Regions from separate parts of the Homo sapiens genome. Here region 2 is linked to region 1. A link is an interaction called in ENCODE POLR2A ChIA-PET data of the cell type or tissue named here. Cell type or tissue: GM12878. All regions are shown on one strand. Each heading gives the region's core, and the rest is flanking DNA. Links, peaks and the distances in the headings are about the cores only. Region 1 has its middle 84 kb from the start of LINC02654. Region 2 overlaps RSU1 (Ras suppressor protein 1).

Region 1 (15,178 bases), core at 5,900-10,899:
GCCACACCACTGGACCCATACAAATTTCACTTATGTAAAAGGTCACTACATTTTAATTCAGTTTATTTGCCACCCTTTAGCATGCAAATATCTTACCAATAAGTCTAGAGTAGTTGCTACTTCTTACTCACTAGGTCCAATCAGCATAATGTCATCAATGTAATGCGCCAGTGTGATATCCATCTGAAGAGAAAGGCAGTCAAGATTCCTGCGAACTGGTCTTCAACCTGTTTCCTGGTATACAAATTCTAAAATCCTTAGGCTCTCTAAAGTGATGTCTTTTGTATGCTAATGAGTTGACTGATGGCTGGCAGCCCCTAGGCAGCTTCAGGATAGGGGCTGGTTACTGGAAAAAGCAAGGCATGATTACAGGATTGGGACTTTCAGCCCAACCTCTGGCTGGGAAAGAGAGTCTGAAGGTTAAGCTGATCATCAATGGCCATTGAGTTAATCAGTCATGCCTACCTAATGTAGCCTCCGTAAAACCCCAAAGGGACAGGTTCAGAGAGCTTCCAAATAGATGAGCATGAGGAGGTTCCTGGAGAATACCACTCCTGCCTGGGAGGGTATGGAAGCACCACGCCCCTTTCCATACCTTGTCCTATGCATCTCTTCATCTGTGACCTTTGTAATATCCTTTCTAATAAACCAGTAAGTGTTTTAGAAAACACCTCTGTGAACTAAATTATTACATAGAGATGAAGAATTGATATACCCTTGAGGTAGGACAGTGAAGGTGTATTGCTGACCCTGCCAGTTGAGAGCAAATGGCTTCTGGAGGACTTTATGGAAAGGTATAGGAAAAAAAGGCATTTTTCAGATCAATATCTGTGTACCACATACCAGGGAATGCATTCATTTGTTCAAGCAATGAAAGCACGTCTGCTTCAGCGGCTGCAATTGGAGTCATAACTTGTTCAAGCTTAGAATAATCCACTATCATTCTCCAAGTTCCATCTGTCTTCTGCACAGGCCAAATGGGAGAGTTGAATGGGGATGTGGTGGGAGTCACCAACCCTGCACCTTTCAAGTTTTTGATGGTGGCACTAATCTCTTGATTTGCATTGGACCTAACACCTCTAGGCCAGCAGAGCATAAAGTTGTGGGAACAGAAAGTAAAAAATTTGCTAGAAGGTCACTAGGAATAACAGTGAGTGGTGTCACTCCTATTTCCACCTTTTGATTCCTGGACCCATGAAACCCGGCTATCAGAAAAAAACATACCATATATAGGATGCCAATTCAGAATATCCTTCTGGACAATCTTACCCAAGCCCTGCAAGGTACTGCCATGTAGCTAGCACTGTAATTGAATCATGGGCCACCAAAGAATCATGTGATCTGAATTGTATGTTATCTGACCCAACAAGTCATAAATTTGGCCACGTACATCAGTACTCCTTCATCAAATGGAAGTGGTATGTAAGTAATAAGGCCTGAGCAGGTCTTGAAGGCACAAGTAAGTTGCATGAAGAAGTAGCTCAAATGCCTATGGTCCCCACTCTTGCTACCCTGCCTTCTCTCTCCCAGCCTGCACCTATGGCTGCATGAGGAGTTTCCTGCCAGTAGACAAAAGAAGAGAAGACCAGAACCTGCTTTACAGATGGTTCTACACTCCCTCCAGGAATGCTATAACGTTTTTGATTTACTATTTTCCTGAGGAGGCAGTTCCAGTGGCTTTTACTTGGCCTTCACCACAATAATAGCCCTCAATCCAAAGGTCATGGAAACAATGTAAGGATTGCGGAATATGTCTATCCCAAGTATACATTCTGGAATTGGTGAAATAACCACAGGATGGGTTGGAGACCCTCTAGCTCTACTGTGGGGCAGACCTGAGCTTACAATCCATTCATTACCTGACCTCTATAAGCCCCAATTCTGACTGGAGGGTCAAATGATGATTTGGATCTCCTGGAACTAGTCAGTTTGTAGCCAGTGCCTAGTAGTCCTGAAAATGTCTCATTATTTTCTTTGCCTAAATGCAGTCCCTGGCAAAAATAGGTAAATTTGGGGAAAAGTGGGAAAAAGATGAATAGTATGTACATTTATCAGTAGTATATCAGAGACTTTCCTCAAGGGCACCTTTCCTTCTCTTCATTCAAGTGATTCTGTGTCTGTAAACTGGCTCAAGTCTGAGAATTCATTAAGGGGCTATGACTCTCTGTTTTTATGATTCAAGTTATACTTTTGCCCACCTGACCTAGAACTTTTCTGCTTATACAGATTATGTAAGAATTTAGTAGGCTTGGTATCTGTTGTGGTTAATACTGATTGTCAACTTGATTGCACTGAAGGATGCAAAATATTGCTCCTGGGTGTGTCTGTGAGGGTGTTGCCGAAGGAGATTAACATTTGAGTCAGTGGACTGGGAGAGGCAGACTCACCCTCAGTTTGGGTGGGTACCATCTAATTAGCTGCCAGCATGGCCAGAATAAAAACAGGCAGAAGAATGAGGAAAGACTAGACTGGTTCAGTCTTCTGGCCTCTATCTTTCTCCTGTGCTGGATGCTTCCTGCCCTCAAACATTGGACCCCAGGTTCTTCAGGTTTGGGACTCAGACTGGCTTTCTTGATCCTCAGCTTGCAGATGGCCTACTGTGAGACCTCACCTTGTGATTGTGTGAGTCAGTACTCCTTAATAAACTCATATATATATATATATATATATATATACACACACACACACACACACACACACACACACACATACATCTATCCTATTAGCTCTGTCCCTCTAGAGAACCCTGACTAATACAATATCTATTTCATTTCTAGGAACACTGTGATTAACTGCTCAACACCATAGGTCTGACCAAGTCAGACTATTCTGATTACTACTTTCGCCCTGCTGTCCATTATTAATGACACTGACCTTGCTCCTGGCAGTTCAGTGCTACTATTTATTCTCTGGCATCCCAAGGTCCAATCACTTTCATTGCATTTAAGTTTTCTAATTGAGTAGCTGAGGTTGAGACAGGCAGGTTGGTTGATTCCCTATTTTAAGATGGTCTGGAGGAAAAGGATAAAAGCCCCTCACTGAAACTCTAGCTTATCTCTCAGACAGTCACTAACAAGAGACCCAAGAGACTATTAACCACAAGCTTCTATTTCAGAGGGCTAGGGATTTCCCCAGAGCTCTGCATGCACAGCTAGACTTAAACTCCAACCTAAAGTTACCTCTTCATCATTTTAATGCCTCCTCATTTTCATGCCCAGGGTAGCGATTTAAAATGCTAATGTTACATACAATGTATGAAGAAGCATGTTGACCACCATGCAAGTGTTAGAAAAGCTCCTCCTGTACATGTACCTGCTGATGTAAGCTTTCCCTATGGAAAGACCTTATAAAACTAACTCACATACTGTCCTTGGGGAACAGTTCACTTGTTTTTCCTTTCTCAGGGCTAGCTCCCTTGTGCACAAGGTGGAATAAACTTAAACTTAATGTTTGCTGCTTGTGTTCAGTGATCTCTTTTGATTTCTATCCTGGGAGAGTGCAAGAACCTGGGGTTACCACTGAAATGTCTGACCTACAGAGAACAGCAATCATGGAACTCTTCAAGGATACTAGGGCTCCCCTCACAAATTTATTTCTGAAAGTATTGGTAAATGGTATGCCTTCTAGACCCTGCCCATGTGGGTGGTAAGTAGGTCTTCAATGATAAATCCAATTTAACATTCCGGTGTCTCTAAGCCTTTGAATCTCTTCCTCCATATTAAATCAAGGGAGATCCAACGTTTTTAATTCGCTCATACTGGGCCATCTTTTGATCCATGTTTCAGCAATAAACCAAACAAACTGAAAGAGCCCTTTCTAACTCCCTGAACTGGAACATTAAATGCAGAATCTCTTCTTAGTGAGTCCATATCAATAAATTCAGCCCAATTCAACTTTATGTTCCTTCCACCATTACCCTATACCCTTAATATCTATTCTATGTATGTCCCCCAGATTTTTGCTTGTGTGAATTAGAAAATTCAAGTAGTTAAGCTGAGCGCGGTGGCTCACGCCTGTAATCCCAACACTGTGGGAGGCTGAGAAGGGTGGATCACGAGGTTCAGGAGTTCAAAACCAGCCTGGCTGACATGGAGAAACCCCATCTGTACTCAAAATACAAAAATTAGCCAGATGTGGTAGTGTGCACCTGTAAACCCAGTTTCTCAGGAAGCTGAGGCAGGAGAATGGCTTGAACCTGGGAGGTGGAGGTTGGTGAGCTGAGATTGCACCACTGCACCCCAGCCCGCGCAACAAAGCGAGACTCCATCTCAAAAAAAAAAAAAAGATAAAGAAAATTCAAGAATTCAAGTAGTTCTTTTGGCATGTAGTACATCTCCGCATAAGTCATATTTTGTACCTTATCTTTAGGGGTCTGCTGAGACTTGAGTCTTGTTACAAGTCTAGAAGAAAAGAGCGGTAGCAGGGTGGATACTGAGGATAATCAGCATTATCTTACGTGGCAGCTGCCTCAGGGGAGGCCATTACCCTTTTCCTCAGTATTAGTACTCTCAGATGGTGGCGGAAAAGCTGATACCACTGTGGTAGCGGGGACCCAATTCCACCTGGGGTAGGGCAGCCACTTCCATTGGTGTGGGGAGACTGCTTTCAATGTCAAAGAAGATTCATCATAATTCAGGGGCTTAGTGTCCCCAGCTGCGTCAGGGTATTTCCACAGGCCCCCATCCCAACTTACATTTTTTCCCCAATAAGTTGCCCTCACTTTAACAGCAGTCACCCTGTAGAGCTGGGACTTCATCTCGCATTAAAATTCAGCCAATTGCAGGACGAAGTTCTTAATTTTCAGCAATTTCCACCCTGTGGCTACAAGTGATAATGCCCTCCTTCAGAGGACACTTAGAAACTCTTAGGTCATTTATGGGTCTCTTTCTCTCACTCTCTCTTTTTTTTTTTTTTTTTTTTGACACAGACTCTTGCTGTGTCACCTAGGCTGGAGTGCTATGGTGCAATTTCGGCTCACTAAAACCTCCACCTCCCAGGTTCAAGCAATTCTTATGCCTCAGGCTTCCGAGTGACTGGGGCTACAGGCATGTACCATCAAACCCGATTAATTTTTGTATTTTTAGTAGAGACGGGGTTTTGCCACGTTGCCCAGGTTCATTTATGAGTCTCTTGAGCTGGGAATTCAAATCCTTGAGTTCATTCATTTATTTCAACACTTTTTCCAATAACATTAGAAACAACCATCTGACATCATTATGTTCCTTAGTATTCAAAAAATGTCCAAAAGTATCAATCATATACAGAGTCACCAAACTCCTTGCTTCTTGTAAGTAGTTAATTATGAGTATCCAGTGCAGATAATATGCATGTCTCTATAAACAGATGATGGCTTAGACGATCAGTGCTCTCTTTACCACTGGAAATAGCATCACTATTGCCTTTAAATCTAATCAGATGTGAAAGCCAATTCCAGAAACCCTAGATCTAATTAAGAAAGTCATTATTAAAATTTGATTGCTCTATAAACACTCTCAGTACCAAAATCTGTATTAGTTAGGTTTCTCCAAAGAAACAGAACCTATGTAGAGATCTATAGATAGGTATCTATGTGCACACACACACACACACACATATATATATATACACAGACATACAGTCACCAACTTATGATGGTTTCACTTACGATTTTTCAACTTACTGATGGTATAAAAGTGGTATATTTTAATAAAATATTCAATATATTACATGAGATATTTAACAGATTGTTATAAAATAGGCTTTGTGTTAGATGCTTTGCCCAACTATAGGCTAATATAAATGTTCTGAGAATGTTTAAGGTAGGCTATGATGGTAGGTAGGTTAGGTGTATTAAATGCATTTTCACATTTCCACAATAAACATGACTTACGGGGCTATAACCCTTAAGTAGAGGAGAATCCAGGGGTATGGGTTTATTATGGTAATTGGCTCAGATGATTATGGAAGCCAACAGGTCCCACACTCTGCAATCTGCAACCTTGGAGAACCAGGAAGGCTGGTAGTGTTACTCAGTTTGAGTCTGAAGGCCTTAAACTGGGGCAGGGCTGATAGTGTTAAGTCCATGTCTGAGTCAGAAGGCCTGAGAACGAGGTGCTCCAATCTCCCAGGGCAGGAGAAGACGAATGACCCAATTTAAACAGAATGATTCACCCTTCCTCCACCGTTTGTTCTATTTGGGCTCTCAATGGACTGGACGATGTCCACACATATTGGTGAAGTTGTTCTTCTTTACTCAGTCTACTGATTCTAATGCTAATCTCTTCCAGAAAAGCTCTCACAAACATACCCATACATAATGTTTTACCAGCTATCTGGGCATCTTTTAGCCCAGTCAAGCTGACAAATAGAATTAGCCATTCCTTAGGTAGATGTAGATGTAGGTGTTTGTGTATTCTCATAATTTGCATATAGCATTTTTCACTTGCTTCAAGTAATAGCCTTTCTTCAGTAAAGCAAAAATAAAATTCTAATCCCCAAAACAGACTGAATGGATCCCACTCTCAGCCAAGGGAATTCCACAATAAACATGAAAAACTAGTTTAGGCTATGATGGGAAGGGGGCTGGGTATTGGACATGCCTCATTATACTCTCCTCTCTTTGGAATTCCATCACAGCTACCCAGCATTAACACTGAAACAGAGATCTTATGAGTGACAAAACAAGCTCTTTGTAGTAATAAGATACCAAATTCTAATCTGACTCCAGTATAGTATCACATCAAAGATAGCAGATACTGAAAAAAAATCAAAGTATTTTACCCCAAAATATATGTCTCTGACATATTTTGAAGTGGTCCTGCAAAGCTGTCTCTTGTGGGGAAAATCTACTTTCTGTAGAGAACACCCTTCCCTTTCCAGGTCTTTTCCGGATCCAAGAGAGATTTAACTAAGAGTCTGGCACCTTTACCATGTAATCTCTCTAAAGCCTGCTACTTAGGGTTTCATCTGCATAACAACCATGGTTTCCACAACCCCTTATCTTAACTTAGACATTCCTTTCTGTTGATTCCAGGTCTTTAGATAATAACCTAATCCTTTCAACCACATCAGAAAATCTTGGTAACTACCTATGACCTGGAACCCTCCGCTTCGAGTTGCCCTGCCTTTCCATACTGAACAAATGTGTACCTTACAAGTAGTGATTGATGCTGGCCTGTAACTTCTGTTTCCCAAAAATGTATAAAATCAAGCTGTAGGCAGGGCACAGTGGCTCAGGCCTGTAATCCCAGCACTTTGGGAAGCCAGGGTGGCCAGATTACTTAAGGTCAAGAGTTCGAGACAAGACTGGCCAACATGGTGAAATCCTGTCTCTACTAAAAATACAAAAATAGCCAGGTGTGGTGGTGCATGCCTGTAATCCCATTTACTTGGGAGGCTGAGGCAGGAGAACCACTTGAACCTGGGAGGCAGAGGTTGCAGTGAGCCAAGATTGCACCACTGCACTCCAGCCTGGGCAACAAGAGTAAAACTCCATCTCAAAAAAAAAAATAAAAATTAATCTGTAAACCAACCACTTTGGGGACATGTTCTCAAGACCTCCTGGGGCTGCGTCACTGGCTACCCATATTTGCCTCAGAATAAACCTCTCTAAATATTTTACAGGTTTTGACTCTTTTCATCAACATTTCTCTATCGTATCATAGTCTGTTTTCTTCTTAGAGGGAGCTAGTCTTCTTTGTTTCTTATTGTACATTTTAAGGAAAAAGATAGGAGAATTAATACGGCTCAACAGAAGTCACATTTAAATCTACACATATGTTCCAAGAGGAAAAAACATTCTGGAAATAAAACTGGAATCATCTTTCAGCATAAGGCACAATTCTTTCTATTGCTTTGGTTTCTTCTTCAGCAAGATGGAACGTTAGGTATCCTCTTATCTTCTGAACCTCCCAAACCCTGTCCCTCATCAAAACTTACCCGTCCTTTGACCCATCTCTAAGACTCCAACCGACCTAGTAATATAATAACCATAAGATATTAATAGCTGGTGATGATTTCATATTTTATTCTATTCAAACTTTATTTTCCATCTGAATAAGACATATCAATGTCTTAACTAGTGAATTGAGTAATATCACTGTTTGGGTAACTGGGAAAGATATTTGGGCACAAAGGCCAATAATTCCCTTTCAGTCACTCCCACATACTCTTAATATCTATTTTATCAATGTCAGTGACCTTCTCAAATAACCATCTTTTGGTCTCCTTGATTTTTCTGTGTCATCTTTCTCTTTTATATTAATACTTACATTGTTCTTTAAATACAGGTGGACTCTTCTACCTACATTTAAGTGAGACCTTGCATTTGAAATTCAATATTTGCTTAAATTACTCTGTTCTTCAATCCTGTTTCAGTCTAGAGTTCATACTCGCACCAAGAAATACCTACCAGGCCACCATCTGATATGAAACACAAATAGAAATATGACTGTGATTGTATGGATAAAACTGCATCTAAGCAAACAAGTTTTCCAGGCTTGAAGTGCCTTTTAGTCTACTTTACTCACCTTTAGCTCTAACCTTATCTCACCTTTCAGACAGCCAACAGGAATTCAAATTACAGCAAGGTCTTTTTGGGGTCAAGTTGTCCATCATTTCAAATTTAACTGCAGGTCTCTTTCCCTTAAAGGTGAAGGAACAAAAAACGTCAATTTCAGGCTGTTGCTCACCAGCTTTTTGAAAACAAACATTAATTACATAACTATTATGTGTCAAGCACTATCTAATAATATCCATTATTTCCTCCAGTGTTCACAACTTTGGTGGGGAAAGATTGAGTCATCAGGACCAACTTTCAATTGTCTAGGCACTTTGTGATGTCTGAGTAAGTTAAAAGAAAAAGACCAGTGTGCCTGGAAATAACTTAGGAGGTTTTATTTTCTTTGAATAGCTGAAGAACCACATAGGAAGTTGTCAATGCAGATTTTAATAACTTACATAGACCACAAAAACCCCTTCCTGTAGCACAGCATTACTCAGACCTTTTTTCCACTTTTAGTCCCTTGTGTAGACAACATCATAACCACCCATAGCATTTGACAGGAGCTGGAGGGATTACCCTGGAAGAGACAGGCCAAATCACCTGTCACTGCTCTATTTGTCTGCTACTGAAAAGCTGCTGAGTCCTCTCCTTGTGATGTCTTAACATCTTGTGACACTCGGCTTTACAAGACATTTTGCATTTGTCTTGTTTCCCAAAGCCATCCTCACTTGGGACAAATATCCAGAAACACAAGGTCCTACTTATCAAATACATGAAAGGTGAAGAGTATTTTAAGACTGGGGGCCAAAGGCCCTTGGCCGCCTAAAGGTTTGCTAAAAATCAGTGGCATAGGCAGATTGATTAACAGGAGAAAAGGCATACAAATGTTCTCAACATGTATACATGGGAGCCTTCATAATGAAGAACCAATTTCCCAATGAGTTCCAGAAATTTATATACCATTTAGAGGTTACAGAAAGAATGAGGACTTAGATTCTGGTAAAATAGGTTATGGGAAGGGGAGAAGAGGCTTGATTAGCAAAGGTGGCATTGTTACGTAGATGAAACCTCCAACAGAGACAATGGATGGTAAACGTTTCTTTTTAAACTTTTAAAGGCATCAGACTCTCAATCTCTCCTGGATATGGAGAAAGGCTCAGAAAGGTGAGGGGGCATGGCTGCATTAATGGAGACTCTCTACAGATGCAAATTTTCTCCACTTAAGAGTGCTTTGTAAGGCCAGTTCTGTCAGGTGGCTAAGAGAAAGCCATTTCAAAGTATATCAAAGAAATATATTTTGGGGTAAAATATTTTAATTTCCTCCAAGACTATATAAAAGTAGAAGTTACTAAAAGGTTTTTATTGAATGGATAAAGAAACACAGTGGAATATATCATCATTCAAACTGGAAAGGAAGAAATATGAAATGTGCCTAAACCTGGAAAAGCAAAGATTCTAAACCTCCCTTGGTTAAATAAGGAGCATAGAAAACACCCTCAGTTCTGATGCAGGTCTTTAACATCTACCTCAACTGCTTACACTATGACTATAAATGCTTATTATAATGATAAAAGTCCACACAACTTACTTCTAAATAGCAAGTGGAATTTTGACCTAAAGATTGAATGCTCCATTTCTAGATAAGGGCTCTCACTCAGGGGTCACTTCCTTTCAGACTGAGTTTCTTTCTAGGAACAGAGTCAGACCATAAAATATTTAAAGAGGTTTATTCCAAGTTAAATATGACAGACCAAGGCCCGAGACACAGGCTCAAGAGGTAGATCCTGAGAACATGCACCCAAGGTGGTTGGGTTACAACTTGGTTTTGTCAGATACACTAAGTTCCTCTTCAAAGGTTTAATTTTTGACCTCTTTGTTCTTTGTTCTTGAGATCAACTTCCTAGTCCCTTCTCCTAAGCTACCTGCTCCATAAACAACTTCTCCCGACAGTCCCAATCTGTAACTCATATCTCTTCCTTATTTGGAAGAAGTCCTCTTTGCTCCTGGCTACCCATTCTGTAAACTGCCTCTCCTGCCGAAACAGCTCTTCCTGCCAAAACTACCCTTCTGGCTTTGCTGTGCCCTGACATGCCCAAACATGCCTTGTACCATAACGGACAGCCTCTCCCTTCCCGCCTAATTAGCCATATTCAATTTTAATGGTAGCCAATTGTGTCACTTTGGATTGTGCAGTACAGCTCCAGCCAATGGGGACACAGAAGCAGGGAATAACTGCACTGGGGATAAAAACCCCTTCCCTCCTTTGTTCAGTGTCATCTCGCAGTGGCCAGAAGTGCAAGCAGCAGCCTTCCGAAGAAGTAAATTTGCCTTGTTGAGAAATCCTTTGAGTGCTTGTTTCCCGTGTGACTCCAAGCTCTTGTTTCTAACAGTTTCTTTATGTTTTGGGGAGACATAAGACATCAATCATGTTGGCCAGGCTGGTCTTGAACTCCTGGTCTCAAACAATCTGCCCGCCTGGGCCTCCCAAAATGCTGGGATTATTGGCGTGAGCCACCAAGTCCAGCCATGCATACTTTTTTTAATAAATGAACACTTTTCCTCTATTCTAAGTGCAAACATTAGAATTGTTGCCTGAAATTTTGTTGCCTTCTCTAGTAAGCACCACTGTATTCTTGACATGGTTTCATTTAAAATTCTCATTTGGCGTAATAAAAAAGAAATTTGACCAGAGGATTTTGAGCTTTTCTTGTACTTCTGTAACATTTTTGAAAAATGATTTGTTCTTCAGCTTAAGCCATAAGTTTTAAATGGGTGAGAGCATTTCCATCCATTTTTATTTATATTGCACTCTTTTACTGGACAGGATTAAAATGACAACCTCTGGCTCTTTTTTCTCTTTTGGAGATTTTTGAACTGTTCTGTTTGAATGAAACAGTTAAAGTCTAGTGGCCTTTCTATTTTGTCTAGGGCCTGCTCAGAGTTGATAAACATTTCCAGATCTGAGCAGGAGAGGTAAGTTTTATCTATTCAGTGTTGCAGTCAAAAAAGTTTATAAATAGCAGGTTCTTTATTGTTGGAATTCATGAAAATGCCACAGAGTGAACCCCAAAATTGGGGCTCAGCCTGGGAGACCATAGGGGTTCTTGGGTTCCAGTAGGAAAGAACTCAAGAACGAGCTGACAGAGTAAAGTGAAAGCAAGCTTATTAAAAAGGAAAGGAAAGGCTGGGCACAGTGGCTCATGCCTGTAATCCCAGCACTTTGAGAGGCTGAGGCAGGTGGGTCACCTGAGGTCAGGAGTTCGAGACCAGCCTGGCCAACATGATGAGACCCCATCTCTACTAAAAAAAAAAATATATATATATATATATATTATATGTATATAAAAATTAGCTGGGCATGGTTGTGGGCACCTGTAGTCCCAGCTACTCAGGAGGCTGAGGGAGGAGAATCACTTGAACCCAGGAGGCAGAGGTTGTGAGGGAAGAGAGAGACCCTCTCATTTTGTTTTATATTGTTTTATACTCAGTACCTGTTTTAAGAAAAAAGAAATAACAAGGAAGTGAAATCAAAGACAGGCAGCCCGGCAGCAGGCCCAAAACCGGACCTGGGCCTGCCTGGCCTAAACCTAGTAGTTAAAAATCAACTCATGACTTAGAAACCAATGTTATTCATAGATTCCAGACATTGTATAGAAGAACATCGTGAAACTCCCTGCCCTGTTCTCTTTCTCTCTGACCACTGGGCATGCAGCCCCTGTCACGTACCCCTTGCTTGCTCAAATTAATCACGACCCTTTCATGTGAAATCTTCAGTGTTGTGAGCCCTTAAAAGGACAGAAGTTGTGCATTCGGGGAGCTCGGATTTTAAGGCAGTAGCTTGTGGATGCTCCCAGCGGAATAAAGCCCTTCCTTCTACAACTTGGTGTCTGAGAGGTTTTGTCTGTGGCTCGTCCTGCTACAGTTGCAGTGAGCCAAGATCATGCCATTGCACTCCAGCCTGGGCGACAAGAGTGAAACTTCATCTTAAAGAAATATATATATATATATAAAATTAGCCAGGCATGGTGCTGGGCACCTGCAATCCCAGCTACTCAGGAGGCTGAGGTGGGCAGGAGAATTCCTTGAACCTGGGAGGCAGAGGTTGTAGTGAGCTGTGATCATGCCATTGCACTCCATCCTGGGCAACAAGAGCGAAACTCCATCTTAAAACAAACAAACAAACAAACAAAACAGAACAAAAAGTAAAGGAATAAAAGGGTGGCTACCCCACAGGCAAAGTAGCAGTGTGGCTGCTTGGCTGACCATACTTATGGTTATTTCTTGATTATGTGCTAAGCAAGGGATGGATCATTCAGGAGTTTTCTGGGAAAGGGGCAGGGAATTCCGGGAACTGAGGGTCCCTTTCTCTTTCAGACCATATAGGGTAACTTATGAATGTTGCCATGGCATTTGTAAACTGTCATGGCACTGGTATGAGTTTCCTTTAGTATACTAATGTATTATAATTAGCGTATAATGAAGAGCGAGGGTAACCAGATGGTACTTTTGTCACCATCTTGGTTTTGGCAGGTTTTGGCTGGCTTTTTTTTTTTTTTTTCTATTTAATCAGCGGGGTCTTTGTGACCTGTGTCCTGAGAAACAACTCCTGCTGAATTCCTATTTCAAACATATTATTTCTGTTCAATTATAAAAAAATAATTTTTCAACTGGAGAATGCTGTTTATAGTTTGTATTGTTAAAACAATATATAAGCACAATGTTGGGAATTGACATTTCCAACATTGTGTTATATATTTGATGATATCATCAAAGATCCACATGCAACTGACTGTTTTCTTAGGCTCTAGAAGACAGAAATCTGGGATATTTCATTGAACTATATTGTTTTATCAAATTTTGATACACTTGATTAAAACAATGTATGTTTACACATTATTGAGGGGTTAATAGGATTATAGTTCTTGCCAGGCTTCTGTCTTGACTGGGTAGGTAAACAAGACTGTGGTTTTTCTATGTCTCCAATAACAAGAGTTTATTGAATATTTACTAAAAGATATTACAGGAGAATATTATGAATCTCCCAGGGTCCCAGAGTGTCATATGCACTTTTACATCCCCAGCTCCTGGCACAGGGCCTGACACAAAGTAGTACTTAGTGCTTTTCTTTTAAATTGCTTTGGACTAATTGAAGAAACAAAGAAGGCTTCTTCTCTCACAGTGTTTACAATCTTACTGTATGTAAATATGTACAAAACAAAGAGCTTGAGAACAATTAAAAGAAAAAGGAGGCTGGGCATGGTGGCTCATGCCTGTAGTCCCAGCACTTTGGGAGGCTGAGGTGGGCAGATCATGAGGTCAAGAGATCGAGACCATCCTGGCCAACATGGTTAAACTCCATCTCTAAAAATACAAAAATTAGCTGGGCGTGGTGGCATATGCCTGTAGTCCCAGCTATGCGGGAGGCTGAGGCAGGAGAATCACTTGAACCTGGGAGGCGGAGGTTGCAGTGAGCTGAGATCACACCATTGCACTCCAGACTGGTGACAGAGTGAGACTCCATCTCAAAAAAAAAAAAAAAAAAAAAAAGAAGAAGGAAAAGGATATTATAAGTGAAGGAGATGGAAAATTCAAAGTATGAAAGAAGAGGTTGAGAAAATCTTTTGAGGAAACTACAAATACATTGCATGATTTCCTCACAAGGGTAGGGCCAAGTTGGTGAATGAGAGAATGTTGAGAAGAAAACCAGGATCTGATGGTGGCACCTGACAATGACTAAGAGGCTCAGACTAGTAACACAGAACATAAACCTTCCTTCAGCTTTTTCTTCTATGTAACACAAAGTAGCTGACATCAACTATCCTTCTGTGCATCAAGGTAAGTCTTACTACTAAAACTAAAACTCTAGAAATACATCTCTAAGTGGTGTGTGAACAGAAGTAGACTGGAGGGTCAAGACTATACCAAACATTAAAAAACTTTCAAGAAACCAAATATGTTATTGCTTTTCAGTAAATAAATGTATTTGAATTACCAACAATGAACATAATGAAGGGAGGAGGTAGCATTTACTATTCACCTGTAAAGAAGCCTTTTAAAAACCAAGAGTTTGTAGCTTATTACCTCTTAAAGTGGATGTGTTGTTTTGCTTTTGCAAATAACGGCATAGTAACCAAATATTCGGGTTATCAAATACCAGTGGCATTGAGTATTTCTTAAGAAAGTTGAGTAAATAAAGGGAGACAAGAAGGCTAGACATTAAATACCTTGTTATACTGAGGATTTCCAAAAGAACAGAAATAAAAGTGTTAGCATCATAAACAATATACATAAAGCAATCTATATACCCAGAAAATATGCAAGATAACTCTGTGAGACATCCCTTATAATTACTTGCAATTACTTCACTTGTTAAAAAGAAAGGTATTTATTTAGATAAGGAAATTCATACAAATAGTACAAAATTTTAAAGGTCCTGTCTCCCTAAACTTCCAGTAGACTAGTACCACCATCTCCTTCCCCAGTTCTTGTAAATATTTTCAGAAATACTCTATGCATACTGAAACACATTTATGTGTGTATACATATACATATATATACACACAAATACATATGCATTATACATATGCTTTTAATGTTTTGAGTTTTTTTAAAGTTATGAAATATTATAAATATTCAGAAATTACGTAATATACTAGATAGCCTACGCTGACCCAGATTTTTAAAAGCTTAATATTT
Region 2 (15,178 bases), core at 4,680-9,679, 390 kb after region 1:
GGTGGGGATATGTAAACATACAACTTAGCAGTGCCATATTATGCTGGGGTTATTTGAATTTAACTGAAACAATGTGTAAGGAGCCAGAACATATCAGAGACCAGGTCAAACCATAGTTAGTTCTCTTCCTTTATCTTCTGGCTCTGTTAGCTTGGGAGAGAAATCTAGTTCCAAATGAACAGAATGGTCTACAAGAGACCTGCTGGAAATATATGTGTCTGCTAAGGGAATTGAGATGGATTTTTAACTCAAATATAGTTCTCTGCTTCAGGCAGTCTTCAAAAGGTATAGGAAACTACCAGCTCTGTTTCACTAGCCCTTCGGTTTACTTGATCTTTCTCATTGGTTTTGAACAAAATACGCTCATCTTTGCATGAGCTCTTATTGTGCCTTTCTGAGATAATTAATGAAAGGGGGTTGTTTTTGGTCTTTTGGGTTGTATTTTCACCCCAACCTCAATCAGTCTCTGACGTTATCCAAATAAACATCTTGTTATATCATGTTCCAGGTATCAGGGCTTTTACCATGTGGGCTTTGAATCAGCTTGACTTGACCCTGGTGGTTTGCCTTCAAATCCAACAGTGGGGCTGAGTGTTTTGCACTGTGGCACAATAACCATTATGCCACGTTCTTAGGCTACTGACACTTTGCTGTTGGTAACTCCATGCAGTCTCCAAATAGCAAATCTCCTAAATCATTCAACTCCTCATAAAAGAGACAAAAGCTACAGATACTGTCATTCCCACTTTTCAGGAGAGTGAGGTATATATATACACACACATATATATATGTATGTGTGTATATATATGTGTGTGTATATATGTATTACATATATACATATATATTACATAGATAGATTGATTGATTCATGCGTGCATAGGGTCCCAGCTACTTGGGAGGCTGAGGCGGTAGAATCGCTTGAGGCTGGAATGTCAAGGATGTTGGGAGCCATGATCATGCCACTGCACTCCAGCGTGGGTGACAGAATGAGACCCTGTCTCAAAAAGAAAACAATAAAAAAAAGAAATTCTGAGGATAGACCACATTAGCATACATTTCGTTGGTTTGTTTCTATTCTTCTTTAGTATTTTACTGAGATGATTCTTTAATGATGTCTGGATGTCCAGATTCTTGTCTTTTATTTTGCCACTAATCTGCTGTGAGACTCTTGAATTTCTGGGATCACTCAACTTGTCTCTGTGCTTCTATTTTCTCATCAGCCAAATAAAGGGACTGAACAAGATGTTCTCTGGAAGCCTTGCCTGAGCACATCCTTCAAGGTTCTCTGACATCCAGTTTTCAGACTATGATCTTTGTATAAGAGGAGGAGGGGGATGTGGATAAGATGATGACAGTATTTTTTTTTTCCCAAAACTTTGATTAAACGAAATTGGCTGAGTAGGAAACTTATATCTATCTACTCTTGTCTCCATATATAATGGCATAAGTTGCTAACTATATGCAAGGAAGCATTCTTGGGAAAATGTGAAAAATGTAAATGTGGTAAGAACTCTTTTATAATGTGTACATATGATCTCTATAAAGTTGGTGATCTCTGTTCTCTTGCAGTCAGAAATCATATAGAAAAAGAAATCAATGAGAAGCTAGGAGGGCTGTATTAGTGCCCTTGAAGGGTAAAATGGCAAAATGAAAGTTGTCTTATAACAGGAATGTCATTATCTGATTCAGTGTGACGAGTTGGTGCCTGGACTCAGATTAGTGTCATTGTAGAGCTCTGATTTTATGACAGTTTGTTAAATGCTGGTGCAGTGGTGAACTCAATTTGTGCTAATTGGTCTTCATGCTGAAAAGAAGTTTATTACCCTTTTAAAAAGTTAGCAGTCAAAACCAATAACCAGATTAAATGCCATCTTCCCAGTTCTTGGTTTTCTACAAGAATGGAAATGGGTATGGATATACCATTGCTGTGGAATAGAATGGCTGCCATTTTGCTATTTAAGGCCAGTAAAATAAATGCTGGTCTTGTTCACCTTGGTCTCCATGCAGAAAATGGCCTGACACAGCTCATCACCCAGGGGCTACTGTGCCAAGACAGTCTGATACATCTATTCTCCACCTCTCCCAAGTGGTCTTTTAAATAACTACATGGGATCATATGGATTCTCTGCTTCAAATCCTTCAGTGGGTTCCCTTTGGGTTTGTAAGCAAATCCAACCTCCATGAGATGGCTGGAATAGCCCTGTGTCTGTTCACTGTTGTGTCCCTGGTGCTGGGAACAGCATGAGGCATGGAGTAGGTGCCCAGTGAATGCTTGTTGAATGAATAAAGATCCTGCAAGGTCTTGTCCCTGTTCTTTCCTACCTCTTCACTCTGCTCCAGCCACACTGACCTTCTTCCAGTTAGAGAAACAGACCACGCTCCTGTTCTGCTGAAGAGCTTCATCATGCCGCTAATTTCCTTCTTCTTGTCTAGTTAACTTCTGCTTTCTTTCAGATGACTCATAATTCCCTCAACAGTTTTCCATGATGCTCTGATCTTACTTGGTCCCTTTTATTATGCATTCTTACAGTACCAAATTCTTCTCTTTCAGATAATTATCCAATTCTGATTGACACAATTATTTTGTGAATATTAGTTTATAGTTTCTTCCATTACGCTAGGCTATTAAGTTCCATAAGGGCAGAGATTGTGTCTGCTTCATTTAAAACTATATGCTCAAGACATGCAATCAACCTAAATGTTCATCAGTGGAAGACTGGATAAATGAAACCTGGTACATATACACCATCGAATTCTATGCAGCCATGAAAAAGAACAAGAACATGTCCTTTGCACAAACATGGATGGAGCTGGAGGCCATTATTCTTAGCAAACTAATGCAGGAACAGAAAACCAAAGACAGCATGTTCTCACTCACAAGTGGGAGCTAAATGATGAGAACACATGGACACAGACACTGGGGCCTGCCTGAAGTGGGAGGAGGGAGAGGATCAGAAAAAGTAACTAATGGGTACTAGGCTTAGTACCTGGGTGATGAAATAATCTGTACCACAAACCCCTGTGACAAGAGTTTACCTATATAAAAAACCTGCACATTTACCCCTGAACCTAAAAGTTAAAAAAAAAAAAGTGTATGGATGTTTCATAATCAGTGCAGTATAGACATGTAATAAGCACCCAATAAGTATTTATTTTAAAAATATTTTAGAGGGCTGGGTGTGGTCACTCACGCCTGTAATCCCAGCACTTTGGGAGGCAGAGGTGGGTTGATCACGAGGTCAGGAGTTCGAGGCCAGGTTGGCCAACATGGTGAAACCCTGTCTCTATTAAAAATATCAAAAATGAGCTGGGCATGGTGGCACGCCCCTGTAATCCCAGCTACTGGGGAGGCTGAGGCAGGAGAATCGCTTGAACCCAGGAAGTGGAGGTTGCAGTGAGCCAAGATCATGCCATTGCACTCCAACCTGGGCAACAGAGCAAGACTCTGTTTCGAAAACTGTGTGTGTGTGTGTGTGTGTGTGTGTGTGTGTGTGTGTGTGTGTATTATATATATATTTCAGAGAAACATTGCCATATTAAAAACTTAATTCTAAATATTTCATATATATACACATTGATGATTATCACAATGATGATTGTCACACTGATGCTTTTTTAAAAAGGGTATACAGTAAAAATAAGTCTTCATTTTCTATCCCCAGATGCAACCTCTGTTACATTGCTTAGATCTCATTCTTGGGATAATCTGTGAATATATAAGCATATATTTCACATATGTTCAACAAATAGTCTTTTGATGAATTAATTCATGAATCACTCTTATTACAAACCCATTGTGACAGTTTTTCATGGGGGCAATTAGATGAGAGCTTCTCATTCTGTTCATAAAACTGTGTTGAGTAAGCCTTACCTAGGCAACAACAACAAAAAACCCATAATTTAGCCAGCTCAGGAAAAATAAAACACAAAAACAAACCTTTTCATATTGAATCTTTTTGTCTTTGTTTATAGCTCTGGATCAGAAAATCAACAATGATTATAGAATGTCACCCAACTCCTACAAAGAAAGGAGAATTCTTTAATGAGGTAACCAAAAAGATTTTCTTTCCACAGAAGAGATAATTCTGTTCTTAGACTTTATTTTAGCAACAGAAGCTACCTGGTGAAATAGGAACCTTTCAGGTTTGGTTTTGTTTTGTTTTCCCGAGACAGAGTCTCCCTCTGTTGCCCAGGTTGGAGTGCAATGGCACAATCTCGGCTCACTGCACCCTGCGCCTCTGGGGCTCAAGCGATTCTCCTGCCTCAGCCTCCCAAGCATTTGAGATTACAAGTGCCTGCCACCATGCCTGGCTGATTTTTGTATTTTTCGTAGATACATGGTTTTGCCATGTTGGCCAGGCTGATCACCAACACCTGACCTCAGGTGATCTGCCCGCCTTGGCCTTGCAAAGTCCTGGGATTACAGGAATGAGACACGGTGCCTGGCCCCATTTGGGTTCTTAAATGGGGAGCCGGAAACACAAGGCTGGGGTAGAGAATGTCCCCAAGGCACTCCGGGGGATTCACTGCCCAGGCTGATTTGCCTCATCCAAGGCAGTTGGTCACACATAGTTCTGCGCCTGCCAACAACGGAATGCAGAGCCAGACAGCCCTGGTTTGCTCTGGCTTCCCTGTTCTGAGTACAGTGGCAACCACTGCAGGCAACGTTTCATGTTGCAGCGTCTGCTCTGAGCTTCGTTCTGGGCGCCTGTGTTTGTTTACTAAGTGCACTATATCCAAGTACCACCAATGTCGTGGTGGCTTAAACTAGCAGAAATGTGTTCTCTTACATTTCTGGAGGTGAGAAGTCCAAAAATCAAGGTGTCAGGAAGACCACGATCCCTCTGAAGTCTCACGGGAAGGACCCTTCCATGCCCCTTTCAGCTTCTCCTGTTTCTGGCTGTCCTAGGCTCTCTTGGCTTATTACTGTATCCCTCCAATCTCTGCCTGTTTCATCAAGTGGTCTCTTCCCTGCATGTCCCTGTGTTGGCACACAGCCTTCTCATAAGGACACTGTCATTGGATTTAGAGCTCACCCTAATCCAGAATAACCTCATTTGAACATGGCTGACTGTATCTGCAAAGACTATTTCTAAATAAGGTCACATTCTGAGAGTTCCGGTGGACATGAATCTTTGAGACACACTCTTCAACCCAGAACAGTGTCCAAGGCAGGCAAGTGTGACCAACTCTCTGCGGGGTCTTCCCAGCCAGCAGGGACACCAGTATCTTTTACACACCTGAGGTTTAAATAACTACTTTCTCATACCATTTTTTTTTTTTTTTTTTTTTTTTTTTTTTTAGCTAGGGTCTTGCTCTGTTACCCAGGCTGGAGGGCAGTGGCATGATCATAGCTTGCTGCAGCTTAGAACTACTGGGGTCAAGAAATCCTCCAGCCCCAGCCTACCTAGTGATGTAGTTAACATCACTAACTACATCTGCAAGGACTATTTCTAAATATTTCATATTAGTGTCTTTGTAGAGCTCTGATTTTATGACAGTTTATGAAACATCGGTGCAATGGTGAACTCAATTTGTGCTAATTGCTCTTCATGGTGAAGAGCAATGTTAGAGAATACAAGCCACCACGTTGGTGGTATTTGAATATAGTGTGCCTAGGAAACAAGTAGCTAGGACTATAGGTGCTTGCCATCATGCCTGGCTAATTTTTAGGATGTTTATTTTAGACCTGGCATGGTGGCGGCTCACGCCTGTAATCCCAGTACCTTGGGGGGGGCCAAGGTGCATGGTTCACCTGAGGTCAGAGGTTCAAGACCAGCCTGGCCAACATGGCCAAACCCCGTCTCTACTAAAGATACAAAAAAATTAGCTGGGTGTGGTGGCGCATGCCTGTAATCCCAACTGCTTGGGAGGCTGAGGCAAGAGAATCATTTGAACCTGGGAGGCAGAGGTTGTAGTGAGCAGAGATCGCCCCACTGCACCCCAGCCTTCGTGACAGACCAAGACTGTGTCTCAAAAAAAAAAAAAAAAAAAAAAAAAAAGAATTTTTTTGTAGAGACAGTGTCTCCCTATGTTACCAAGACTGGTCTCAAACTCCTGGCCTCAAGAGATCCTCCCACCTTGGCCTCCAAAGTGCTGGAATTACAGGCATGAGCCATTGTGCCTGGCCTCATGTCTTTATGGCCTTTCATTCAAATCCTTCCAGTTACTGATCCTAACCGGCAACAGCAAAGCTCCACGTCACACTGGAGCTGCTAAATGGTTTGATGATCTGCATCTCAGACCCAGCCTTCCTTAATGAAAATACTGGTTTCACAGCTGCATTGTGCACGGCGAGTTAAAAAGTGGCTCTTTGTTAAAATCCTGATTGCACAATGACAAATACAGCAGCCCACACAAACAGTGAGATTGTCCACCTGGTGTGGCAGGGCTATTTTGGGTGGCGCTCTGGGGGAGTTATGAATGGACTGTGCTTCTTTCCCTGCTTTCAGCTATTAGTGAGTGGAAGCGCTTTCTTCCTAGGGCAGGAAGGAGTCAGTTTTGCTGACAACATCTGTACACTGGAAATGGCAGCATCAGAATGTGCTGGGCAGTAGATGTATACAGAAGACTGTGTCTCCAGAGACAGATAAAGTTGGTCCTTTGAATGCAGACACTGGGAGGCTTCCTGGGGTGGACGTTGGGGGACAGCACAATTCTTGACCCCAGGGAGCTGTGTGTATGTCAGCTATGTAACTGAAGTCTTGTTGATTCTAAGGAGGGTCTGACACAAACCATAAGTAACTGGAGATGAGCAATTCTAATTACAAGTCTTTTCTGATAATGCTATATTTGTATCCAACCCTGATTGCTTAATTCACTCCCAATTCCTGGGTCTGAAAACATAGAGATATTGGCTGACTCCTATATCCCATCACAGGACATGGTCTCTCCATTTATAGAGGGAGTATAAATGCTTAGGGAAAAATGTCAGTAGGGCATTAGAAATTTCCAGTGGAAACGGAACATGCATGCAATAATGTTTGAATGTCCAAGGTTTCAGGTACTCACTAGCTGTGAGACCAGGATGGATGAGATGCGGTCTCTCCTCTCTGGTTTTCCTTTTCCTTTTCCTTTTTCTTTACCTTTTTCCTTTCTTTTCCTTTCCTTTCTCCTTTCCTTTTTCCTTTCCTTGATAGAGTCTCACCATGTCACCCAGGCTGGAGTGCGGTGGCAAGTTCACAGCTCACTGCAATTCTCATCTCCAGGCTCAGGTGATTCTCCCACCTCAGCTTCCCGAGTAGCTGGGACCACAGGCCTGTGCCACCACATCTGGCTAAAAAATTTTTTTTGTAGGGACAGCGTTTCATTATGTTGCACGCTGGTCTCTAACTCCTGAGTTCAAGCGATCCTCCCACCGTGGTCTCCCAAAGTGCTAGGATTACAGATGTGAGCCACCTCACCCAGCCCTCAGTCTCTGATTGAATGACTAAAAAACAAAGTCTCCAGGTGGTCTGATGATGCTAGCCCAAACCTGCCTCAAAACGAAACCCAAAGCCACTCTCTATCTATTTCAGGAAGCGCTGCTCTTTGGGTGGGTCATATGAGGGAATCCCCTTTGGAGTAAAATAGTTCACTGATAGGACAGTGTTGGAAGTGAATTTCTGGATGAGACGGGGAAAGGGCAAAGTTATTCTCAGAAGTGAGGCTTATCCGCTTTGGTCAATCCATCACTGAACCATCAGAGAGATGCTGTCGCCTGACCAAGCATGAGGAACAGAGACAGCAGAAACCAAAGGTTTCTGTCATTTATAGAAATGGGGTAAAGCTGTCATCATGCAGTAACTTGAATGTGTTAATAAAATGAACACTTAAGGAGCTCAAAAGCAGAAACTTCCTTCATCGGAAGGAAAATTGCTGCCTTTTGGATAGGCCAAGGGAGTCTTGATTGACAGCAGAGTGTGATGTGGGATTAAGGAAAGGACATTAGCTCTACAGTCAAATGCATGTTCTTTTCCATCCTTCCTCTGCCACTTGCCAGCTGTGGGCTCTTGCGGGAAGTTCCTTAATTTCTCTGAGGTCAAATTTCCCACAAGATGAGGATATCCATTGAGTGAGAATGAAAGGAAACAAAGTGCCTGATACATGAACAGGCTGCAATCAATGAGTGCTATTATTAGTAAAAGAAAATAGATTAAGAGGGAAATTTAACAGTGGCCAATCACCAAATTCTATTGTGTACAAAATAAGCATATGGTAAGAAAGAGGTAATACACAAAATGTTTATGCAGTCTTAACAGAAACATGATGTTAGAGCCCAGGAGTCTCCCAAAGCTGTTGTTGATGGGAAGATCAATTATAAAAATAAGGACACACCATATATGGTAGGATCACATGATACTATAAATGGAGAGATACACACAGGAATGATTAATGTCTAATTTTAGGTCACAAAATGTCCAGAGAACAGAGACTTTTCACTTTACTTGCCAATTCTGCTGCTTCTAAACATCTGAATTGACTCACATTGACAAGGCCAGTTTGGATTTTGGCTTTGACATGAACCCTTCTTCTGGGTTCATACAGGTAAATTGGGGTGCCAGCCCTTTCTGGTTTTGTTACTGAAGAAATTGATGGTTGTTTGAGGAAGGCTAAATGGTCAAGTATGAAACAATTGTGTAATTATAAGGAAAACCAAACATCCAGGTAAAGGTTTGAACTCTTAACAGGGTTGCATAAATTCTCACCTGTAATAATATCCATACATTTTTTTTCCCTTAGGAGAATTCAGCTTTGATAAAGTAGCCCAGAATGATGAGGTATAAAAGGGATGTCTAGGACTTTTTCCCTTCCCTCTACCTTAATATTAGCTTTATATCATCCAAATCACAAGTATCCAATTTGTAGTCTATTCAATTAAATAATTATTGAGCCCCTATTGTATACAAGGCACCATTCTGGGTGCTGGGGATGTAACAGTTGATAGAATAATCAGCAGAAGTTTCTCTGCAAAGGGCCAGATAGTAGAAACCTTTTGCTTTGTGAGCCATAAGGTCTCTGTGTCAGCCAGTCAGCTCTGTTGTGGTCACATAAAAATAGCCACAGACTGGCTGGGCATGGTGGCTCATGCCTGTAATCCCCGCACTTTGGGAGGCTGAGGCAGATGGATCAGTTGAGGCCAGGAGTTCGAGACAAGCCTGGCTAACATGACAAAACCCTGTCTCTATTAAAAATATAAAAATTAGGCTGGGCGCAGTGGCTCAAGCCTGTAATCCTAGCACTTTGGGAGGCAGAGGTGGGCGGATCACGAGGTCAGGAGATGGAGACCATCCTGGCTAACATGGTGAAACCCCGTCTCTACTAAAAATACAAAAAATTAGCTAGGCATGGTGGCGGGTGCCTGTAGTCCTAGCTACTCGGGAGGCTGAGGCAGGAGAATGGCGTGAACCCGGGAGGCGGAGCTTGCAGTGAGCCAAACTGCACTCCAGCCTGGGAGACAGAGCAAGACTCCGTCTCAAAAAAAAAAAAAAAAAAAAAAAAAAAAAATTAGTTCGGTCTGATGGTGCACACCTGTAATCCCAGCTAGTTGGAAGGCTGAGGCATGAGAACCACTTGAATCCTGGAGGTGGAGGTTGCAGTGAGCTGAGATTGTGTCACTGCATTCTAGCCTGAGCAAGAGAGGGAGACTCCCTTTCCAAAATTAAAAAAGAAAAAAAGGAAAGAAAAAAGCAGCCACAGACCTTAAGTGAATGAGAATGGCTGTGTTCCCACAACTTTATTTACAAAAACAGGCGTGGGCCAGGTTTGGCTTCTGGGTGCCTCTGAGCTGTAGCTGGCTGACCCTTTTCCTGGAGGAACCTCTACTTCGCTGGGGGTGGAAGGCAGGTGACGGACAAAATAAATTGCAAATTTAAAGCAGGGTAATCAGGGGAGGCTCTGTTGAGAAAGTGACTGTTTAACCAGGATTTGAAGTAGATGAAGGAGTTACAGGTATACATTTGGCAGAACATTCTAGAAAAGGATCACCTGCACAAAAGTCTTGAAGGGGGAAGAACCTGGAGGAGTAGGGGGACCCTAGACCCTGGTAACCTAGGCTTTCACTCTGAGTGAAAGACACAAGGGGACTTCACTGGAAGACAGTGGGCAGAAGAGCGTCCTGATGTGATGTCAGCACATAAAAATTTGCTCTGTTGCATGGAGATCTCAGTGCAAGAGCAAAAGCAGGAGCCCCACCAGAGGATACCAGAGTGGAGCAGGCAAGAAGGCAGGGTGACCTGGGCCAGTGTGGAAGAAGATGGTGCAAAGTCTTCAGTTCATGTTATGTTTTGCAGGTAGAGACTAGAGGATTTTCTAACATAGTACTTGTGGGATATTATGACTACGAAGCTTTATTAGAAACTGAACTATTAGTGACTTAACTTTGCAATCTGAGGCAACAAACAAGTGTTGTGTGCAGAGTCTGTAGAAGGAGGTAAAAGTACAGGATAAAAAACATGGACGGGGCAACTTGTGTTTTCAGTGAATATGGACACAATGATTGGGACAACCCAGTTCTCTGCAGTCACAGGATTTTCTCTTCTACATTTAAGTTTATCAAAGTGAAGATTCACTTCTGCAGAGTGGTGTACAAGTCACTTCTATTCCAAAGGGTGAACCTGATGTGACTGGGGGCCTGTCGCTTTGTCCCACAGAGTATTTCCTAACGTGGCTTCCACAGATTATAAGGGCGGTACAAAGCTTAGAGAAGTGGTTCTGTGGCCAAATGGCCCATCCACTTTTTCTACTTGCTCCTACCTTAATTGAAAAAAAAAAAAAAAAGGCTCCTAATAAACATTATATCACCTCCAGCAAATAAAGAGAAACACTTCTCTCCTAGATCTGAGAACCATTATACAGTTTATTCTCAAATAACCTGCCTTACCTATCCCACAAGGCTCTTGCACAAACCATGTGATTATGTGTATGAAAGTATTTTGCATAACATCTCTAAGCTACCTAGCCACGTGGGCAAGGACAGTGTTTTACATAAAGGGGAGAAACCCTGTGGAAGAAGTTTCGAATGAGGAATAAAAAAATATGCACGGCTTCCCATGTGGGCTCTTAGCACTTGGAAGACCAGACTGCAAGGCATCAAAGGCGGGGTGGGGGGGCCAGCTAATTTCATCATTGGGCTAAAAAGGTTAGGTTATCTTTGTGAAAAGGCCACCTTTCAGCCGGGCGCAGTGGCTCATGCCTGTAATTTCAGCACTTTTGGAGGACGAGGCGGGCAGATGGATCACCTGAGGCCAGGAGTTCGAGACCAGCCTGGCCAACATGGTGAAACCCCGTCTCTACTAAAAATACAAAAATTAATTGGGCGTGGTGGCGGGTGCCGGAATCCCAGCTACTCGGGAGGCTGAGACAGGAGAATCGCTTGAACCCGGGAGGCGGAGGTGGCAGTAGGCTGAGATCACGCTATTGCATTTCAGCCTAGGTGACAGAGAGAGACTCCGTCTCAAAAAAAAAAAAGGCCACCTTTCAAACTTTGGATATTTTGTTTGCTGATCCAGATATCAAGTAACTAAAAACTGTAGGAAAAGACGTGAAATCCATTTTGGTAACAAAAAGAGAAAAAACCCTCCTGACATTTTATATTATGCCTTGAGCTTAAATATATATTTCCTGGATTGCATAATATACCATGACATACCAATTTGATTTTGAAAAATACATGCATTTAATATTTTCTGATTACAAAAGTATATGTGTTCATTAGAAAAAATTTAAGTACAGAATGAATAAGTAAAATTCTAGAAAGTCTTAGTTCACAATACAGAGATAATTTAACTGCCTTAAAATAATTGTGTTCACCTCTATTTAATTTTTATGCACACGTATTACAAACAAGCTTCCTTTTGACACAGCTGGGACCATCCTTATATAGTTAGTTTTAAAAATCTTGCTTTTTCTGTTTAATCAGATGTTATGATTCTCTCCCTTTGCCCTTATTGTTGAACAATTTTTTTTTCTTGGGAACGGAATCTTGCTCTGTCGCCCAGGCTGGAGTGCGGTGGCTTAATCTCAGCTCAGTGCAACCTCTGCCTCCCGGGTTCAATCAATTCTCCTGCCTCAGCCTCCTGAGCAGCTGGGACTACAGGCGCATGCTGCGACGCCCGGCTAATTTTTTGTATTTTAGTAGAGACGGGGTTTCACCGTGTTGCCCAGGCTGGTCTCAAACTCCTGAGCTCAGGCAATCTTCCCACCTTGGCCTCCCAAAGTGTTAGGATTACAGGCATGAGCCACTGTGCCTGGCCGTTGTTCAACAATTTTTAATGTCATAAAAGCCTCATGCAGACACACCGTAATTCATTGAACCCCTTTTCCACTGACAGGGATCAGGCTTTTCTCTGTTTTTCTTGTGTATGCAATGCTATAAGGACAATTCCTAAACATTGCAGTTTGTGGGGATCTCGGATAATTTCCTCAGGATACATTCCTAGAAATAAAAATTCTGGGCCCCAGTACACAATCTTAAGGTTTTGCCACCTATCGTCAAACTGCTACGGCCTTTCTGGAGCGAAATTTATATTCCCAGTAGCCATGTGAAAGAATGTTTATTTCATGTTACTCCTCTTGCACTTAATACTGCCTTAAAAAATATTTGCACATTTCTCTTTGTTACACATGGCTTCTTTTTGCTTTGATCTGTATACTTTTTAAAAATATTACCAGTGAGTCTTCGATGATTGCTTCATGTTTCTGGGAGGTATTTCGTTCCTGTGCGTTTCTGGAGTTTTCATCTTTTGAAAAAAATGACTCATAAGAGCCCTTCATATTGTTAGATTTTTACTAATGCTTTCTTGCTGGTTTAATTTTAGGTTAAGTCTTTCCTATCCACAACAGCAAAGGCCTTGTTCTCCCTCGTGCAATCTCAAAAGCTCAAAAGTCAATTAAAAAAATTCAGGCAGAGGCATACATGGCACCTATAAAAATGATATCAACTCTATCCCTAAACAGGGGATGGGACCTGGGGAAGCCACTTCCCACATTTAAATGTTCTATCAGGAATTTGTCTAGAAGCCAGAAGTTTAGACCTTGCTCTGTGGCCTCTCTGATTGAAATGCGAAGTCTGTTTCCTAAGTAACTCAGAACTTGTTGTTTGATTTTGATTTTTGACTTTTTTATATGCCCCAGTGGGTCCTGGTCTTGGGAGCTCAACTGGGAAGCCGAAAGGATACAGCAGAGATTTTATATGCCCCAGTGGGTCCTGGTCTTGGGAGCTCAACTGGGAAGCCGAAAGGACACAGCAGAGAAGGGCAGGCCCCCTCTCCCAGGCCATTTGACTCTCCCAGGCCATTTGAAAAGACGGTGCATCTTCACATACCATTTTTTTTGTGTCGGCCTTCTGGGGTTGACAGCCCTTTCAGTGAGCACAAAACCTCAGCTTGCATTTATTTTGATTTTCGTAGGTATCACTGTTGAAAAGAAGGAAAGCTGCCTATCACAGATGTTAAACAAACAATTGATTGTTTAATGACTCTGCAACTGTGGTTTCCACCCTGGGTGTGGTGTAGCGCGTGCACATTTACACAACTTCCTTGGCATCGAAGTCGCTTAGAAGAATGCTTCGATGCGAGCAGATTTTCCGCCGTGACAAAATACACAGTTGAGGTTTTTTCTCTCTCTCTTTCACAGTTCTTGTCTACCAGCCCCTGGCAGAAATCACCATTTCTTCGGCGAAGGAATGCTACTTTCCAAAATCCTTTGGCAGAATCTCCTAGAGATTTGTTTTTCTGCTTCCTAATTTAGAAAGTCTTCAAAGAAAAAAAAAACTTGACAAATTAATGTGAGAAGAAACGAACTGTGATTTAATTTTGCATTTCTTTCATGAAAAGTTTATCATGTATAACCAATAAAATTGGATAAGATGATTTTGGGGGAGAAAAGTAAATGAAAATGTGTTATACCCCAAGATCAGACTGTTCTTTTATTCTGAGTCAATAAGTAACATGTGATACAAACTCAAGATTTTATTAAAATCATTTGTAAGTTAAATTAGCATATCTCGGTGGTGAAGGAAGACTTTTAATAAAGCAAAATAATGAGTTAGGTGAATCAACAGAAAGAGTGAAAAGTGTTAACAGTGACATTTAAATGGTTACATGATTTTAATTATTCTTTTGATAATAAGCAACCTTGTGATATCTATTCAAGAAAAGCCAGAGCCCACTATGGAATTCGCAGTTGAATAAGAGCTTTGTTCCCTGCTTTTGGTAATGTTAAAGAAACAAATGGAAATGGTTTAAAGACCTTATAACAATCTCCCACCTAGCAAAAGAATCTAAAAGGTAAGGTGGGAAGCATTAGAAAGAGAGTGAAAAGAAAAATAAAAAAGGCCTCACACGCAGCATTGGGTTTATTTGAGAGACAGGGCAAGAGAGAATGAAGTGTTGGAGAGAGAAGGTGCTGGAAGGCCAGCCGATGCCAATCCCTTCCTTATCTGTTCTTGGCTGCCAGGGGTTTCCGGCTGATCTTTTTCGATTTGTCATTATTCTTCTTCGGTGGTTCTGGGTTGGCCTGCATGTGTCTGCCGTAGAGGCTGCAAAGACAGAGAAAGGACACTATCAGATCTATTTTGCCAACACAAGATAGCTTTCACTGGAAGAGCTTTCAGGAATAGAAGAATCTCCAAAAATATTCAGTAAGCCAAAGAAAACCAAAAGATCACTTCTGTGTTCTCTGGGTGCTACGCTGTGTTGAATATAAAATTCTCTTACACATGCACGCCATGCCATGATGTCCGATCACGGACCAGTCTCTTGGGATTTCACACTCACTGGGAGAAGTGGTCAGGCCCTGCTCAGCCGTTCTGGACTGAAGTTCAAAAGCTTATGAGTGTTTAAGTCGACAGTGATAAAAATGGGATTGAATGGAAGAGACAGAGTGTCCATTTAGTGAAAAGCGAGCATGATGCTTGGCCCGAAAGCCCAGGGGCTGGCTAATGGGACAGAGAGCAATGGTGTCCAAATCTGTGCTGGCTGCTCACCCATGATGGATAGCGTGGGGCTGGCCACCACACATCAATGCCACATTAATAAGTACCGCTGATTAAATGCTGACAAAGTGCCCTATAATTACGGTGGATGGCATTCATTGCGCAGCGAAGCTGGCTCCGTGGCTGAGAGGATTTAACTGAACAGCAGAAGGTAATTAATCGATAATTTATGAGTAATTCTGATTAAACCAAATTAAAAGCCAC

What was found. ChIA-PET counts read pairs that join two places held together with the same protein. Peaks named below come from ENCODE experiments on the same cell type or tissue, not always from the same donor. Only the 100,000 strongest peaks of a DNase experiment are listed, where the experiment ranks them.
Region 2: POLR2A ChIA-PET joins it to region 1 with 8 read pairs; 2 of 35 experiments call an interaction of 5 or more read pairs at or near these places.

The regions. Positions count from the first base shown.
Region 1 is chr10:16,186,471-16,201,648 of GRCh38, forward strand. No RefSeq gene overlaps it. Among named protein-coding and RNA genes, the nearest start is that of LINC02654, 84 kb to the right of the region's middle. RefSeq lists enhancers at 1-603, 8,996-9,557, 9,558-10,117. In GM12878, for the core only: no CTCF peak of the experiment used is centred there; a DNase peak (open chromatin) is centred at 8,931.
Region 2 is chr10:16,578,979-16,594,156 of GRCh38, forward strand. It overlaps RSU1 (Ras suppressor protein 1), which reads right to left. Exons shown (of 9, transcript NM_012425.4): 9 at 11,633-14,518. The coding sequence ends at 14,416. Among named protein-coding and RNA genes, the nearest start is that of C1QL3, 65 kb to the left of the region's middle. RefSeq lists an enhancer at 7,478-7,717. In GM12878, for the core only: no CTCF peak of the experiment used is centred there; DNase peaks (open chromatin) are centred at 6,333 and 7,573; H3K4me3 peaks cover 1,261 bases; H3K27ac peaks cover 2,699 bases.